Regions from separate parts of the Homo sapiens genome. Here region 2 is linked to region 1. Evidence: read pairs that join two places in POLR2A ChIA-PET (ENCODE). Cell type or tissue: OCI-LY7. All regions are shown on one strand. Each heading gives the region's core, and the rest is flanking DNA. Links, peaks and the distances in the headings are about the cores only. Region 1 holds the start of RNF183 (ring finger protein 183). Region 2 has its middle 28 kb from the start of SUSD1.

Region 1 (9,292 bases), core at 772-8,771:
TCTTCAGGCAGACGCTCAACCGTCTCCCGACTATTTTTCTGCTGTATTAGTGGCCGCTTTTGTCAGTATTTTGCAAGAGCTATCTGTATTTTGGTTACAGGGACTCAGCATAGGGAAGGATCCATCTCGGCAGAAGCCAGGAGTCGAGGCAGGTCAGCGCACAGAGGACAGTGGAATCCGAGGGGATGGCAGGAGATCAATCGGACCCAGAACAGAGGCCTGCAAGGATGAGCGCACTTGATCCCCTCAGAGAAAAAGCCAGAGTGACTCACAGGAGAAAGACAAAGCAACCAAAGCTTCCAGGGTGTACAGGAGGTCCAAAGTCACCAGAAGGAAGAAGAAAACCTGAAACAGCGAGAGCTGGCCAAACGCTGCTAAGACCTATGCAAATAAGACCCACCCACGCTACCTGGAAATCGGGCCTGGGAAGTCAGAAAACAAAGCACATGCGTGCAGGGCTGCACGAACGGAGGCGGAGGAGGCGGCTCCGAGGGAGCAGGTAAGGAGACAGAGAGGGTCGCGGAGGGACGGGTCACAGGGCTCCAGAGTCCAGAGAGGCAGCAGCCGTGCAGCGCGCGACAGGTGAACTCTGGCCTGGGAGGGCAGGCTACTGGGTTCATCTTTCAAACTCAGCCACTCTTTAGCTGGGAAGACTTCGGCAAGTTGCCTCACCCTTCTGAGCCTTGGCTTCCCCATCTAGAAAATGGGTCTAAAAATAATCATGCTAACTCTGTATTGAGCGCCTTCCGTATTCTACTGGGCACCGTATAGACTATTCCTTCCCCAGAGCAACCTTGTAGGAGTGGGATGATTAGCCTTTTTTACAGAGGAAAATGAAGTTCAGAGAGGTTAAGCCATTTGTCCAAGACAAATTGTTCCAAATCTGGTTCCAAAGCCGGCACCTTTCTACTCCCCATTCAGCCTCTCTCACAGGGTGGTTTTAGAGTATCAAATGGCTTTCTGCAAACAACAACAAAAAATCCCAAAAGGCTAGTAACCTATCTAGATGGATCACCACACTTAGATCTTAGCAAGGGCCAGGGCCCTTTGTAAACTGTGAAGTGCTATGGAAATGCCAGTTCTTGGTTGAAAACAATGGAGTGATGCTGGGGACAATTGATATTTGGCGATGACTTGTTCATAGACCAAGGAGATGACTTTGGGGCGGTGTTTAGGATTTACTGTAGCTGAGATGTCCTGGCTTGGGGTGGAGGTGATACATGGCCAGAATCTCTCCCCAGCTGATCCTGAAACAGCAGTGGATCCCTGGGAGAGCAGCACAGATAAAGATCCAGGCAATAATGATGCTTCCTCCTCTTGGACAGCCTTTTACAGTTCTGGCCATGGAACTTCAGAGAAGGTAGGTCTGATTTGGGGGGAAACAGGAGATCTTGACGTGTAGTAATACAAGCTTACTGGATGGAGTAAAGTTAGAATTTTCAGGTAAGAGAATTAAAAAAAAAAAAAAAACTTATAATCTTGCCCCCAGAGATAACCACTGCTAATATCTGGTTGTTTATCTCTCCAGACATTTTTTCCATTGCACACACACTTTTGGAAATTGGATTATATGGTAATATGGTTTTGTTGCTGGTTCTTTTTCGCTTAATGACATTATATCCTAGGTATATATCCATATTAATAGTTTTACCACATCATATTAAAGGCTGCATAATATCTCTTCCTATGGATGGAGCAGAATCTACTTAATCAATGTCCTATTACTGGATGATGACGTAGTTCTCCATACGTCACCGTTAAACCAGCGCCTGGATGGGCATCTCTTTACTCACATCTTTGCAGAAGTCCTTGATGGTTTCCGTGGAATCGATTCCCAGTGGGGGAAATGATGAGTCAAGGTTACATACAGTTTACGGCCTCTGGTAAGTATTAAAGATCTGCTTCTAACACACTCTGGGATTCAGGGGCTTCTCAAAGCTTGATGCAGAGGACTTTGTCACGGCTTTGAAATCAACCTTGACCCTTCCTTTCTCTCAAATCCATTTGCATTAATAATTTCAACTGCCTCATATATCCATAACAATGTTTTGATCAACAGTGAATTACATATGTGATGGTGGCCACCTAAGATTATAATACCATATATTTACCTTGCCTTTTCTAAGTTTATGTTGAAAGACACACGCAATTATCATTGTGTTACAATTGCCTACAGTGTTCAGAACATAATAAGCTGTATGGGTTTGTAGCCTAGGAGCAACAGGCTAGACCGTATAGCCTAGGCATGTAGCAGGCTCTACCATCTAGGTTTGTGTAAATACTCTCTGTGCTGTTCATACAACGATGTGTTTCTGAGAACATAGTCCCATTTTTAGGTCATGCATTGCTTTGTGGTCTTTACTGGGTGCTGGGCTCTAACTAAAAGCTTTACTAGTTTTGGCTTCCTTTGCACAAGGAGAAATAGAGGCACAGAGAGGTCAAGCAATTCAACTGGAATCACAGCCCTAAATAGCCATGGATCTGGCATCATGAACCTTGACAGAAACTACAACTGGATCCCTAGAACTCCACTGCTTCTTGGGAAGTGGCTTTGATTCTGTCCCCAAAGATATCACTTATCCCATCCCCTTTTATCTCCTCTGCCACTGCCTAACCTGCACCACCATCACACGCCTGAGCCACACTGCTGCAGCCCGAACGGGTGTTCCCTTCCCGATCTTATCCCTCTCAGCCTGTCCTCTGCTCTGCAGCTAGAATGGTGTTTTAAAAATGGAAATAGGATCAGGTACCTTACCCTACCGCTCACCCCTGGAATAAAATCCAGATGAGCTCCTGAGTTCACAGGTCCCGAGTACTATACCCTCCCACCTTGCCTACTCCGGTCACCACACCTTGATCACCCTGGGCTCCTTTCACTTTCTCAAATTGGAAGAGCTTTTCTCACCTCGGGGCCACACATGCTGTTCCCTGGGCCTGCAACGCTCTTCCTCCACTGTGCGTGGCTGGATTCCTATATACTTTGGTCTCAGCTCTTCTGTCATCTCTTTGCAGAAACCTTCTCTGGTGGTCTCATTGGGAGCAGCCACCAAGCACCCGAAGCCCATTTTCCTTTTTGCCCTTTATTAACAACCATTAAAATTGTGTATTTATTTATTGCCCATTATTCATTAAATGTCTTTTTGCCTCACTACACTCTAAATGTCATGAGGTCAAAGACAATGTCTATTTTGTTCACCATAATACCTTGCACAGCACCTGGGCTAGAGTAAGCACTCAATAATGTCCGAGTGGATGAATGGACTGCAGAATAAAGCACTGGTGCAGAGCCCTGCTAAACTACCCTAGTTTCGCTTAGGGCTCCATCTCCCTCTGCATATCTTCATTTCCTCCTTCCCTGTTTGGAGCAGTGCCAGAGGTCTAGAAGAAAACCAGGAAGCCACAGGTCCGAGAGTATAAGCAGGTTTTGCTTCAGACATCGGCTCAGTCGGGGTAGATGATGTCATATCAGGGGCTCTAGGGAGACTCCCTTCCCCCAGATCCCCTCTTCCACAGTTCCTGGATTTCTACCATGAGTCTTCTGGCCGTGAAGGATTCCTGATCACATGCAAACACTTATTATCTAGCTAGTAACACGCACTGAGTAGGGGGACGGCATGGATGCAGCCTTCTGTCTTTACGAAAACCATGAGTCTGAAGACATGGGTCCCATGTCACCATTAACTAGCTGGGTGACTTTGGGTGAGTCACTTCTTGTCTCTCATCTGCAAAGTGAGTAGTTCAGATGGAGAATTGGTTTTTAAACTTTTTCTTTTCCCCAGCAGATCAACTCTTCAAATTATTCGAATGACCCATATGAGAAACAGAGAAAAGCCAAGTATTTCTGGTTGAAACGGAGAAGCTGGGCTGGAGTGCGCCTCCCTCCAACTCCCCGCTTTAACTCCCTAAGGTTGGTGGGATGGCCAGCTCTAAGATCTCAGAAGGCTGACCAGCTGTGTGCTAAGAACAAAGCAGAAGGCAGCGAGGTTTGTACACGCTGATTGCAGTTACTTAGGCACATTAAAAGATCAGCGGGTGACTGGACTGAATCTGATAGTCGGAGCTCTTAAGCTTCGAAGTAGGTGACTTTCACAGCAACCAAAGTGCTGAGCAGGCAGCCCCTTTGTGCAAGGAGGAGGTTCCAGCCACTTTCGAAGAGAAATGAGGGCCCCAGAGAGAGGAAGCCCAGAAGACTCAGTTACCCTCTTCACATCTACAAAGACGAAATTGCCACCCTACCTTTCCAGACCAGGGACTCCAGGTGTTGAAGGGACTGCCCACAATCTCACAGGTGCTTGGCTTCCAGGTTCAATTAGTTGCCATGCCCTGGGGGGAACTCAGGTCCCCCATCTTCCTCCCCACCCCACCCCCCAGGAAGCTCTCTGGCCTTGGCTCCAAGCAGGTGTGCTCAAGAGGCTGCCGACTGGGCCACCTGGCAGCCCCAGGTGCTGCGTGCATGCTGCCATGGAGACAGGCCCCTGGGTTGGTGGCAAGAAGGCAGTCTCCCAAAGCTTTGCCGATTCAGGGGAGGGAGCAACTGGAGCCTCAGGCCCTCCAGAGTAGTCTGCCTGACCACCCTGGAGCCCACAGAAGCCCAGGTGCGTGCCCTGAAGGTTTCCCAGGACAAAGGGAGGGAGGAGGAGCCAGGGTAGGCAGAGGATGGGGAAGAGGCTCTGGAAGGGGAAGAGGCTCTGGAAGGGGAAGAGGCTCTGGAAGGGCTGATCTGGGGACTGGGGCAGGGAAGCTTCTGCAAGGCTTCCAGGTAAGGAGAAAGGCCTTTCCAGGGGCTTCCTTGCCAGGCCAAGGACTGGGTGAGTAGGATGTGGAGGGTTGGCCCTCTAGCTCAAGGGGAGGAGGGAAAGAGGGCTGGCATTTGTCCCCATAGGAGGGACAGACCAGGGAATTCACAAAACCCATCTCTGCGCTAGTCAGGGATTTGAGGTAGCAGGGAAGGAAACATTTGTCCTGTAGCAAAACCCGCAGACTGCAGCTTACCCCCAGCTCCCTGGATTCAGGGCAGCCAAGGGCACAGACAATGACCATAAGGAGCATTTGCGTCCAGCTCCAAAGCCCAGGGCGACATCTGCTCCAATGCCGGCTCTCTTGGGGGCTCTTGGTAGGGGTGGCCCAGGCCTTCACCTTGACAGAGGGGAGGCTGTAGGAGCATTTGACTCAACTCGATGGGTTAGGAACTGGTGATCAAGAACAAAACGCTTTTGAACCTAAGTAAAACGTGGTGATTACACCTTTCAACACCCACAGAACACTTTGCCCCAGGCCAAGCACAAGGATGGGACTTCATGGCTGTTCCTTTGCTCCTTTCCCCCTTCTGCCAGGACGTCTCCCGCGAAGCCTCCCCGTGTGTGGCTGAGGATGGCTGAGCAGCAGGGCCGGGAGCTTGAGGCTGAGTGCCCCGTCTGCTGGAACCCCTTCAACAACACGTTCCATACCCCCAAAATGCTGGATTGCTGCCACTCCTTCTGCGTGGAATGTCTGGCCCACCTCAGCCTTGTGACTCCAGCCCGGCGCCGCCTGCTGTGCCCACTCTGTCGCCAGCCCACAGTGCTGGCCTCAGGGCAGCCTGTCACTGACTTGCCCACGGACACTGCCATGCTCGCCCTGCTCCGCCTGGAGCCCCACCATGTCATCCTGGAAGGCCATCAGCTGTGCCTCAAGGACCAGCCCAAGAGCCGCTACTTCCTGCGCCAGCCTCAAGTCTACACGCTGGACCTTGGCCCCCAGCCTGGGGGCCAGACTGGGCCGCCCCCAGACACGGCCTCTGCCACCGTGTCTACGCCCATCCTCATCCCCAGCCACCACTCTTTGAGGGAGTGTTTCCGCAACCCTCAGTTCCGCATCTTTGCCTACCTGATGGCCGTCATCCTCAGTGTCACTCTGTTGCTCATATTCTCCATCTTTTGGACCAAGCAGTTCCTTTGGGGTGTGGGGTGAGTGCTGTTCCCAGACAAGAAACCAAACCTTTTTCGGTTGCTGCTGGGTATGGTGACTACGGAGCCTCATTTGGTATTGTCTTCCTTTGTAGTGTTGTTTATTTTACAATCCAGGGATTGTTCAGGCCATGTGTTTGCTTCTGGGAACAATTTTAAAAAAAAACAAAAAAACGAAAAGCTTGAAGGACTGGGAGATGTGGAGCGACCTCCGGGTGTGAGTGTGGCGTCATGGAAGGGCAGAGAAGCGGTTCTGACCACAGAGCTCCACAGCAAGTTGTGCCAAAGGGCTGCACAGTGGTATCCAGGAACCTGACTAGCCCAAATAGCAAGTTGCATTTCTCACTGGAGCTGCTTCAAAATCAGTGCATATTTTTTTGAGTTGCTCTTTTACTATGGGTTGCTAAAAAAAAAAAAAAAATTGGGAAGTGAGCTTCAATTCTGTGGGTAAATGTGTGTTTGTTTCTCTTTGAATGTCTTGCCACTGGTTGCAGTAAAAGTGTTCTGTATTCATTAATTCATTCACTTATTCATTCCACGACCATTTACTGGGCTGGTGCTGAGTGCCAGAACTGAGGGAAGAGAAGAGTAGGATTATCCAGGGGTGGCAGATGGCCCTCACTAGCAGGAAGGGGTGTGCTCATTCAGCTGCTGCTTTTATGAGACCACCTCTTGCCAGCATGTAGTTCATGGAGTGTTAGGTGAAATCTAAAGGTGAACGATGTTAGATCAGTGGACTAGGGGAAGTCTGGGATTTGGAGGAATAGGTCTTTCTTCCTCCCGGCAGATACAGAGGCCCTGATTAGAATGGACATGGGGTAGAGTTCTGATTCCCTTCCCCCAAGCTCCATAATTCCAGCTTCAAGAAGATGGAAACGCTGGACACAGGCAAAAGTTTAACTCCCATCCCAGGCCATGGGAGGCAGCGGGGGAACCCTAGCTTTCACTTTACATGATAGAATCCAGGAACCAATCAGACAGAATTTGGGGGCTCAGGCTGTTGCTTGGTAAGTTGCAACCTTGCAGTGTCTAAAACTCTGATTTCTGTTTCCCCAGTTTTAACCTTGCCTGGTGGCTCAAGGCTCTGAAACAATTTTAAAGTGGTTAAGATACCATCACAGCCTGGGCGCGGTGGCTCACGCCTGTAATCCCCAGCAAAGATTAGCTGGGCGTGGTGACGCGTGCCTGTAATCCCAGCTACTGAGGAGGCTGAGGCAGAAGAATTGCTTGAACCCAGGAGACAGAGGTTGCAGTGAGCCAAGACTGCGCCACTGCACTCCAGCCTGGGCAGCAGAGTGAAACTCTGTCTCAGGAAAAAAAAAAAAACGATACCATCACACACAAAAGATACCATCACAAATATGTAAGGATAACATTTTGAGGTTTTGGGGGTTTTTTGATAAGCAGAAAAAGCGTTCAGAGGCCAGAATTTGAGTTGGTTGATTTGCTCCAAATAATGTTAGATTCCCCCCAGGTGTTTTAATGTACAAAATACTCCAAAATATCCAATACGTATATTTCACATTTAGAAAAACCAAACGGTTTAAGCTCCAATATGAAGAAAAAGTCTCCATTACAAAGTTGCAAAACTGCCTACATATTCCTTTAGGGGACTAGCAACTATCTCTCCATTTGTGCCATCAAAGATAATTACACTAAAGCTGGGACTCCACCTTTCCCCATTGACTTCATTTCTTTACACAGTGTTGCTCCTTAAACTTGTGGCAGATAAGTTAGGCAATAATCTCACCATGTCCTCTGAGCTAAGCGGACAGGCGAGGGCAGCTCAGGACAGGAGAAACTGAGAAAAGCCCAGGAAGGAACACTGGCCTCTGCACTAGGCCTACTAACCTCAGCAAGCTTAATCCCCAGTTTACAGATGGAACTGAGGCTCCACCTTGTTCAAGGCCACCCAGCTAGTAGGTGGTAGAGTCTTTTCAGTCAAAAAAGAACTTAGATCCTTGGAGTGGTTGATACACCACCCAAATAAGACAAGATGTAAGTTTGAGGGTTTTTCCGATAGGTGAGGATATACAGTCATCCCTTGATATTCAGGGGGAAATGGTCCCAGGACCTCCTGAAGATACCTGAATCCGAGGATGCTCAAGCCCCTGATATAAAATGATGTAGTGTTTGCATATAACCTACACACATCCTCCTCTATACTTTAATTCATCTGTTGATTACTTACAATACCTAATACAATATAAATGCGATGTGAAGTTGCTATACTGTATTGTGTAGGGGATAATAACAAGAAAAAAAGTCTGTATATGGTCAGTAGTGTATTTTCGACCTATGGTTGGTTGAATCCTAGAACCCGCTGATGGAGAGGGAGGGCTGCCTGAACATCATGGTGTCTCCTGTTTTCATATTCGGTAGCTCTAGCTTGGGGCAGTCCCATCCTCTTCGAATGTATCTGGAAATGCATGGGAGCATCTTTTGTAGTCAGTGGAGGGGGTGAATTGCACTGCTGACATTTAGGGCTCAGAGGTCTGGGATACTAACACCTGCTGCAATGCTTATGTTGCCAGTTCCACAGGATGAAAGATCATCTAACCAAAAATGCAAATAGCTATCTTGTTGACAATAGGCTCCTCATCCGTTCAGGATGTGCGAGAGTTACTTTAACATGGGCATGAGCTCAGAGATGGAAGTGACTTGTCAAAAGTGCAGTATACAAGCTGGGCACGGTGGCCCGTGCCTGTATCTCAGTTACTCAGGAGGCTGAAGCAGGATGATCATTTGAACCTAGGAGTTCATCTCATCTTTTTTTGAGATGGAGTTTCACTCTTGTCACCCAGGCTGGAGTGCAACGGCACGATCCCGGCTAAGTGCAACCTCCCCCTCCCGGGTTCAAGCGATTCTCCTGTCTCAGCCTCCCGAGTAGCTAGGATTACAGGTGCCTGCCACTACGCCCAACTAATTTCTGGTATATTTAGTAGAGATGGGGTTTCACCATGTTGGCCAGGCTGGTCTCAAACTCCTGACCAAAGTGTTGGGATTACAGGCGTGAGCCACTGCGCCCGGCTGAGATCCCATCTCTTAAAAAAAAAAAAAAAAAAAAGGGTGGGGGGCATTATACAAAGTGGAGAGTCCTTAAAAAGCTCAGACTTCGTACAGGAAACAGGCCATGCTGGCTGTACCGGTCCTTTTGTCTGGCCAGTGTGGGGAACCTGTGAAACCTTCATAAGGTCATCAATGGTCAGATGACAGTTCAAATTCAAGCTCCATCACTTGCTAGCTGGCTAAACTTGAGCAAGTGTTTTTGGAGCCTGTTTTGTCCATAAAAAGGGAATAATAAACTCAAAAGATTGTGGGGATTAAACAAGGTATCTGAATGTGCC
Region 2 (9,292 bases), core at 900-8,899, 1.1 Mb after region 1:
GAGGAAATCTTTAAGCAGCAAGAAAAAAATAACTCATTACTTACAAGGGAACCCTAGTAGAATTAGTGGCTCACTTAGCAGAAACAATGGAGGCCAAAAGGTAGTGGGATGACATTCAAAGTCTCAGAGAAAGAAACTGTCAACCAAGAATTGTATTGCCAGCAAAGCTGTGATTCAGAATGAAGATAAAATAAAGATTTCCCCAGAAAAATAAAACTGAGAGAATTTAATGTTGGCAGCCCTTCTTTAGAAGAAATACTAAAGTTCAGGCTAAAAGCAAGTAACCTCACAGCCTTCTTGCACTTTGGAACACTAAACAGCACTGCAGCACTGCTCTTGGGGGCTCTTGTAAACTGTGAAATCACCAAGAAAAATACAAAAAACCTGGCACTAAGTAGACCACAAGAAGGACGCTTGTTTACAGTATGAGAGCTGATACAAGAGGTTTGTGTGTCACCTTGTTCAGCCTCAGCTGGGAACACATATGTTGAGCAATTCAAATATTTTTGCCACTGTGTGCATGTTGCAAATGACCATGAAAACACCTTAAGTGTTGATTTAGGAATTACAAACTTCTAGCAAGTAGGAAAAATTCACAAATAAGGAATTGTGAATAATGAGAATTGATGGTATATCAAGAATAGTATTAAATGTAAATAGATTAAATCACCCAATCAAAAGAAATGGCTTGCCAAGGTAACTGTAACTTGATTTAGATTAAAACAAAACCACGGAAGAAGAGTGGAAGAAAAATTATAAGCCTTGTACAACCCCTCTGTTCAGCTTCCAGGGGAAGCAGGAGTCTTCTCTGACCTGTAGTCATATGCATATGCATATCCATATAGGTGGGGTCAGGGAAGAGAGGACAGCATCCCTACTTTTCTGAGAACCCACTAAAAAGAGACCTGGGGCTTACAGTTCTGATTTGAACTCATTTGCCTTCAGAATCAGAAAGCATGTGTGGGCCAAAGCTGAATTTCCAATAATGCCTCTCCCTATAGAGCAACCACATGCTTTCTTCAAGAATGATGACATCTGTCTAATGAGTAATGAATTAAAAAGGTATATTTTTAAATGCTGATAAGGATTAAGTGAACTAAACATTGCCACACTCCATTGATAGAAGTATAAACTGGTACTATTTTTTTGGAAAGCAGCTTGGTAATATTCAGTCATACCTTGGTATCCATGGGGTCTTGATTCCAGAACCCCCTGGGGTATGAAAATCCACACATGTTCAAGCTCCTCATATAAAATGGTGTGGTGTTTGCATATACCTTACGTACATCCTCCCATATACTTTATTTCTCTCACCTTCCAAAATTATGAATGTAATAGTAGCATATCAGAATGTAATAGAAAGGATTCCATTTAAGGTGGTTTTCCTTTTAAAGCACAGATTTTTTTTTTTTTCGAGACAGGGTCTCACTCTGTCACCCAGGCTGGAGTGCAGTGGCGCAATCTCGGCTCACTGTAACCTCTGCCTCCCGGGTTCAAGTGATTCTTGTACCTCAGCCTCCTAAGTAGCTGGGACTACAGGCATGTGCTACCAGGCCCAGCTAATTTTTGTGTGTGTATGTGTGTGTGTTTTTAGTAGAGATGGGGTTTCACTATGTTGGCCAGGCTGGTCTTGAACTCCTGACCTCAAGTGATCTGCCCCCCTCAGCCTCCCAAAGTTGTGAGATTAAAGGCGTGAGCCACCATGCCTGGCCAAGCACAGATTTTTTTTAAATGGATCTCTTTAACAGTTCATACATCAAAGCAATAAACACACAAACATCCAGAGGAAAAAAATGAGGTTATAAAGTAGCCTAGCTCAGCACCCTGGTGAGTTTGTTGCAAGTCTACCAACATGGGCCTCATCTAGAAGGAATGCCCAGAGTCTGGGCTTGGTGCTGATTAGCCACACTCTCATATACTTTAAATCATCTCTAGACTACGTATAATACCTAATACAATGTAAATGCTATGTAAGTAGTAGTTGTACTGTATTATTTAGGGAATAATCACAAGGGAAAAAAGTGTGTATATGTTCAGTACAGTTGCAGCCATCCATTTTTTTTCCCAGATACTTTTGATCTGCAGTTAATTTAATCCACAGATGTGGAACCCACACATGTGAAGGGCCAACTGTATATCAAAAGCCAAAAAATGTTCATCACCACATTGGTATCAATAATGGAAAATTGGAAATGACTTTAAATGTCCAGCAACTATTTCATCCAGCAATAAGAAACTGAATAATTACGTCTTTGTAATGGAAAGCTAAGAAGCCTAATAATATAAATCCCTTCATGACAAAAACCCTCAAAAAACTAGACATCAAAGGAACATACCTCAAAATAATAAGAGCCATCTATGACAAACCCACAGCCAACATCATACTGAACAGGCAAAAGCTGGAAGCATTCCCCTTAACTGAAACAAGACAAGGATGCCCACTCTTACCCCTCCTATTCAACATAGTACTAGCCAGAAGCAAAATCAGGGAAGAGAAAGAAAGAAAAGGCATCCAAATAGGAAAAGAAAAAGTTATCTCTCTTCACAGATAATGTGATTCCATACTTAGAAAACCCTAAAGATTCTGCCAAAAGGCTCCTAAGTCTGATAAATGACTTCAGTAAAGTTTCAGGGTACAAAATCAATGTATGAAAAATCAGTAGCATTTCTAAACACCAATAAGTTGAAGCTGAGAGCCAAATCAAGAATGCAATCTTATTTACAATACACACACACACACACACACACACACACACACACACACACACACACACAAATACCTAGGAATACATCTAGCCAAGGAGATGAAAGATCTCTAAAAGGAGAACTAAATAAAAAACACTTGGCCAGGCACAGTGCCTCATGCGTATAATCCTAGCACTTTGGGAGACCGAGGCAGGTGGATCGCTTGAGGCCAGGAGTTCGAGACCAGCCTGGCCAACATGGCGAAACCCTGTCTCTACTAAAAATACAAAAATTAGCGGGCCATGGTGGTGCACGCCTTAATCCCAGCTACTCAGGAGGCTGAGGCAGGAGAATCACTTGAACTCAGGAGGCGGAGCTTGCAGTGACCTGAGATTTCACCACTGCACTGTAGCCTGGGTGACAGAGCAAGACCCCATCTCAAAAAAAAATCAAAACAAAAACCACTGCTGAAAGAAAGCACAGACGACAGAAACAGGTGGAAAAACACTCTGTGCATGGATTGGAAGAATCAATATCATTAAAATATCCATACTACCCAAAGCAATGTACAGATTCAGTGCTATTCCTATCAAACTACCAATATCATTTTCCACGGAATTAGAAAAAACTATTCTAAAATTCATATGGAACCTAAAAAAGCCTGAATAGCCAGAGAACAAAGCTGAAGGCATCATTTTAGTCAACTTCAAACTATACCACAAGGCTACAGTAACCAAAAAGTATGGTACAAAAACAGACACATAGGCCAATGGCACAGAATAGAGAACCCAGAAATAAAGCCACACACCTACTACCAAAGGATCTTCAACAAAGTTGACAAAAATAAACAGGGGAAAGGGTTCCCTATTCAATAGATGGTGCTAGGATAACTGTTGATCCATATGCAGTAGAATGATACTGGATCCCTATATATTACCGTATACAAAAATTAACTCCAGATGGATTAAAAGCTTAAATGTAAGACCTAAAGCAAAGAAAATTCTAGAAGAAAACCTAGGAAACACCCTTTTGGATATCAAGCTGAAAAGCAATTGCAACAAAAACAAAAATTGACAAGTGGGAACCTAATTAAAAGAGCTTCTGCACAGCAAAAGAAACTATCAAGAGTGAACAGACAACTTACAGAATGAGGGAAAATATTTGCAAACTATCCATCTGACAAATATGTAATATCTAGTATCTATTAGGAAATTTAAAAATTCAACAAGCAAAAAACCCCATTAAAAAGTGGGTGAAGGGCATGAACAGACACTTCTTAAAAGACATAGAAGTATCCAACAAACACTTGAAAAAATGCTCAACATCACTAATCATCAGAGGAATGCAAATCAAAACCACAATGAGATTCCATCTCACACGAGTCAGAATGGCTATTAAAAAGTCAAAAAATAACAGACGCTGGTGAGGCTTCAGAGAAAAGGGAACACTTATACACTGTTGGTGGGAAGGTAAATTAGCCACTGTGGAGAGCAGTTTGGAGGTTTCTCAAAGAACTGAAAGTAGAACTACCATTTGACCCAGCAATCCCATTATTTGGTATATATCCAAAGGAAAATAAATTGTTCTACCAAAAAGACACAGGCACTCATGTTCATCACAGCACTATACACAATAGAAAAATCATGGAATCAACCTAGGTGTTCATTAACTGTGGATTGGATAAAGAAGATATGGAATATATACACCATGGAACACTACACATCCATAAAAATGAAATCATGTCCTCTGCGGTAAAATGGATGCAACTGGAAGCCATTATCCTAAGTGAATTAACACAGAAGAAAACTAAATACAGCATGTTCTCACTTATAAGTGGGAGCTAAATATTAGGTACTAATGGACATAAAGATGGGAACAGTAGACACTGGGAATTATGAGAAACAAAGAGGGAAGAATTGAAAAACTGTCTATTGGGTACCATGCTCACTACCTCAGTGACAGGTTCAATCGCACCCCAAACCTCAGCATCATGCAATATACCGTTATAACAAACCTTCATATGTATCATGTATCCCTGAATCTAAAATAAAAGTAGAAAAAAAAAAGATGGCGGGGTGCAGTGGTTCATGCCTGTAATCCCAGCACTATGGGAGGCCAGGGCGGGAGGATTGCTTGAGCCCAGGAGTTTGAGAACAGCCTGGAGAACATGGCAAAACCCCTTCTCTACAAAAAATACACGAAATTAGTCAGGCATGGTGGCACGCACCTGTAGTCCCAGCTACTTGGGAGGCTGAGGTAGGAGGATTGCTTGAGCCTGGGAGGTCGAGCGTGCAGTGAGCTGAGATTACACCACTGCACTCCAGCCTAGATAACAGAGTGAGACCCTGTCTAGAAAAAAAAAAAAAAGTTATAGAAAAATATTTCTTGAAATGGAGAAATATTTGCCATGTGTATTGCTACTTGAAAAAACATCATCAGTATATACATGGTTTTATATTTAAACTTTTTCTAGGTATGTGTATAAGTATAAAAAATAGACTAAAAAGATCATAGACATTATTGGTTACTGCCTGAATATTCCTCTCCCATCTCCAATCCCACACCCATATTATGTCCTCTCTTGCTGGCAGAATGCTTATCCTTGGCTCAGCCATATGCTCATAGAAGTTGACTCTATGCCTAACTCAGAAGGTAAATTTGATTAGTCTAATCCAAATGTTGTAGGTCAATTTCCCCTTAGTAGTGATTGGTTTAGATGTAGACACATGATATATGGGAGAATCTTCTGGTAAAGAAATGAACAGTCCTCTTTCTGTGAATACTGCATCTTGATATAATGTCTGGAACTGCAACAGCTGTCTTAAACCTTGAGGGTGGCAGAGAAGGGAGATGGAAAGACGGATCCTTGATGACTTTGGTGAACTACTGAATTAACCAATCCTGGAATGGCCCATCACTGACTCTTTGTAATATGATATAATAAAATGTTCCATTGTTTGAACCATTTTGGGTTGGGTTTTCCATTTATTTACAATTGGAAGCATCCTAAATGATTTGAAGATGTTTTTGAGAATGTTAACAACGGCTATCTCTGAATGGTGAGATGATGGATTTTTTTTTGTGCTTTCCTGCATTTTCCAATTTTTTCCATAACATAATTTTTTTTTTGAAACAGGGTCTCACTCTTTTGCCCAGGCTGGTGTATAGTGGCACAATCTCAGCCCACTGCAGTCTTAACCTCCCAGGCTCAAGTGATCCTCCCATCTCAGTCCCAGGAGGAGCTGGGACTATAGTCGCACACCTCCATGCCCAGCTAATTTTTGCATTTTTTTGTAGAGTCAGGGTCTCACTTTGTTGCCTAGGCTGGTCTCCAACTCCTGGGCTCAAGCAATCTGCCTGCTTGGACTCCCAAAGTGCTGGGATTGTAGGCTTGAGCCACTGTGCCCAGCCATGTATAACTTTTATAACAAAAAATAAAGTAACTGTCTTTTGTTGGATTCATAAATGGGGCACTTGAGGCAATGGAATGAGGAAGGGGCAATGGCCATGGCCCATGAAGCCCAGAAAACCCTGGATATTCTGGGGAAAATAGATGCCTCCTCTTTGTTTTTTACAAATTTTTAATTTATAAATGACTCTGAATTTACAAATATGCAGATCTGTCTTCTATCCACCTAGCCCAGGCCTTGTTACCAATTCCCTTCCTGGACTACTGTTGGATGTTAAGGCCTGGATAGTTTTGTCTGTTAAAGAGTAGATCCTAATGGTTGAAATCATCTTCATGGCCTAGAATCTGGGAGCCCTGGGGGATCTAGGCAGACCCCATGGCTAGGACCACAACCATCAGATTGGTTTGGTTTTGCTTTAGTGGCAAACGTTTCTGTTACCCAGAGCTAACTTGTATGTAGATGATTCTAAACTCAGAAATATTCTTCTTTTTTTGCCCACCCCCCACTGTCCTCAAAGCTTCAGAGATTCTCCCAATGTAAATGCCACCTCCCAGCCCACGTTTTTATCTGATGATTCTAATTATGTAGTGACACCAAGACATTCAGCTCCCTTGCGACGACTGTTGCCTAGGCTTATTCAGTTTGGATGGCTTTTCCATCTCCATTTCTGCCTGAAGTAGTGGCTACAAAATCTGCAAATAGAAGCAGTGAATCAGAAGTGCTTCTCACTGCAAGTCACCAACACCCAATAACAGTGGCTTAAGCAATAAAGAGATTTGTATTTACGTAAATTTTCCTGGTAGCAAGACCAGAGTGGGTGTGGCAGCTCCACAGTACTAACAAAGAGCTAGCTTTCTTGGATTTGACCACCTCACTATCCTTAGCATTTGGCGTGTCCCCTCGTGATTGCAGATGGCTGCCCCAGCTCTGGCATTTCATGCACATTCTAGACAAAAAAGAGGGGGAAAGGGCCCTGCCAGCTGTGTCTGCCCATCTCCCCATGTAAGTGTAAGATCCTCCTTACAGCTCATGGGCCAGGACTGTGTTATATGGCCAGCTGCAGGGGAGGCTGGGAATGTATGTAGGTTTTCCATGTCATTCCCAGAATCACACTCTTATGTTCCTTCAACTGGCAGTACTTTAATGCAAGCCTTCTGATCACACCACACTGCTTTTCTTTTTTTTTTTTTTTTTTTTTTTTTTACTGAGACAGAGTCTCAGTCTGTCACCCAGGCTGGAGTGCAGTGACAAGATCTCGGCTCACTGCAAGCTCCACCTCCCGGGTTCATGCCATTCTCCTGCCTCAGCCTCCCAAGTAGCTGGGACTACAGGTGCCCGCCACCACGCCGGGCTAATTTTTTTTGTATTTTTAGTAGAGATGGGGTTTCACTGTGTTAGCCAGGATTGTCTCAATCTCCTGACCTCGTGATCCGCCCAACTCGGCCTCCCAAAGTGCTGGGATCACAGGCATGTGCCACAGCACCCAGCCACCACGCTGCTTTTCATTTTGGCTTCTTCGCTCATGATTTTCTCATTGTCTGAATGTCCTTCTTCTCATTCATCCAACTGCCTCCTACTCATTCTATGACACCTGCTCAGGTCTCCTCTCCTCTAGGAAGCCTTCTCGATACCCCACATTGAAGTGGATAAGCCTCCCACATATGCCCATAAAGCTTCATCCTAATCCATCCTAACATGGAGCTCATTTTATTATAACTATTTGTAGTGGGCAGTACACTCAGCTTATCTTATCAACAGGTTGTGTCGCTGGTTTGGAGAGACAGCTTTTGATGCTGGTTTTGCATAGAACATTCATTGCTTTTACTTAGATTGTATTTTTATTTTAAGAGTCTAATAGAGACAATACAGGCACTATATACACACACACCAAAACAATTCACTTCTTGGTAGCACCCATGTTTCCCCTCCATGAGGCCTGTGCCTAGTGTCCTCACGATTTCAGGAACCTGCTTTACCTGGACGAGCAATCCTGGATACCAAAGCATGTATGTTGAGTTCAGTTTAATTGCACACACATTTACTGGTGCCTGTTATGTGTTAGATTCTGTGCTGGGCACAGATTAACAAAGCACATCCTCTGCTCTTGAGTGCACAGTCTAATCAGGGAGGGACACATATACAAATAGTTATAATAAAATGAGCTCCATGTCAGGGTGGATTAGGATGAAGCGTTACGGGCATATATAGGAGGGGTATCCACTTCAGTGTGGGGTATCAGGAAGGCTTCCTGGAGGAGGGGAAACCTGAGTGGGTGTCATAGAATAAGTAGGAGTAGGCTGGATGAATGAGAGGGAGGACATTCAGACAATGGGAAAATCATGAGCAAAAATGCCAAGATGAAAAGCAGCGTGGTGGCCAGGCACAGTGGCTCATGCCTATAATCCCAGCACTTTGGAGGCCAAGGTGGGCAGATCACTTGAGGTCAGGAGTTCGACACCAGCCTGGGCAACATGGTGAAACCCCGTCTCTACTAAAAATACAAAAATTAGCCGGGCATGGTGGCACATTCCTGTAATCCCAGCTACTCGGGAGGCTGAGACAGGAGAATCGCTTGAACCCAGGAGGCAGAAGTTGCAGTAAGCCAAGATCCCACCACTGCACTCCAGCCTGGATGATAGGGCAAGACTCAGTCTAAAAAAAAAAAAACAAAACAAAAAAAAACAGTGTGGTGTGAGCAGAGGACTCACATTGAAGTATTGCCAGTTGAAGGAGCATAAAGTGTGATGCTAGGAATGACATGAGATGAAGCCCAAAACAGGGGTGGAGCCACATCAGGGCAGGCCTTAAAGGGCAGGCAGTTCAGGAAGTGTCAAGTCTCTATCTTGTACACAGTAGAGAGCCATAAAAGAGCTTTAACCTGTGCTGTCTAATAGGTTTGTCTAACACGGCTTACTGAGCACTTGAAATGTGGCTGCTCCAAATTCGGATGTGCTGTAAGTGTAAAATAAACACTGAGTTCCAAGACTTAGTACGAAAGAAAGAATGTGAAATATATCGGTAATAACCTTTCCTATTGATTACACACTGGAATGACAATGCTTTAGTATATTGGGTTAAGTAAAATGTATTATTAAAAATAATTCCACCTGTTTTAAAAAAGGTGGCTGCTAGAAAATTTAAAAGTCTATATGACTCTCAAATTTGTGCCTGACCTTATATGTCTATTGGAAAGTGCT

Evidence for each region. Peaks named below come from ENCODE experiments on the same cell type or tissue, not always from the same donor. Only the 100,000 strongest peaks of a DNase experiment are listed, where the experiment ranks them.
Region 2: POLR2A ChIA-PET joins it to region 1 with 16 read pairs; 2 of 35 experiments call an interaction of 5 or more read pairs at or near these places.

What each region holds. Positions count from the first base shown.
Region 1 is chr9:113,294,263-113,303,554 of GRCh38, reverse strand. It overlaps RNF183 (ring finger protein 183), which reads left to right and starts at 179. Exons shown (of 5, transcript NM_001371237.1): 1 at 179-499; 2 at 1,242-1,360; 3 at 1,804-1,883; 4 at 3,780-3,983; 5 at 5,334-6,462. The coding sequence starts at 5,371. The coding sequence ends at 5,949. In OCI-LY7, for the core only: no CTCF peak of the experiment used is centred there; a DNase peak (open chromatin) is centred at 4,374.
Region 2 is chr9:112,198,489-112,207,780 of GRCh38, reverse strand. No RefSeq gene overlaps it. Among named protein-coding and RNA genes, the nearest start is that of SUSD1, 28 kb to the right of the region's middle. In OCI-LY7, for the core only: no CTCF peak of the experiment used is centred there; no DNase peak of the experiment used is centred there.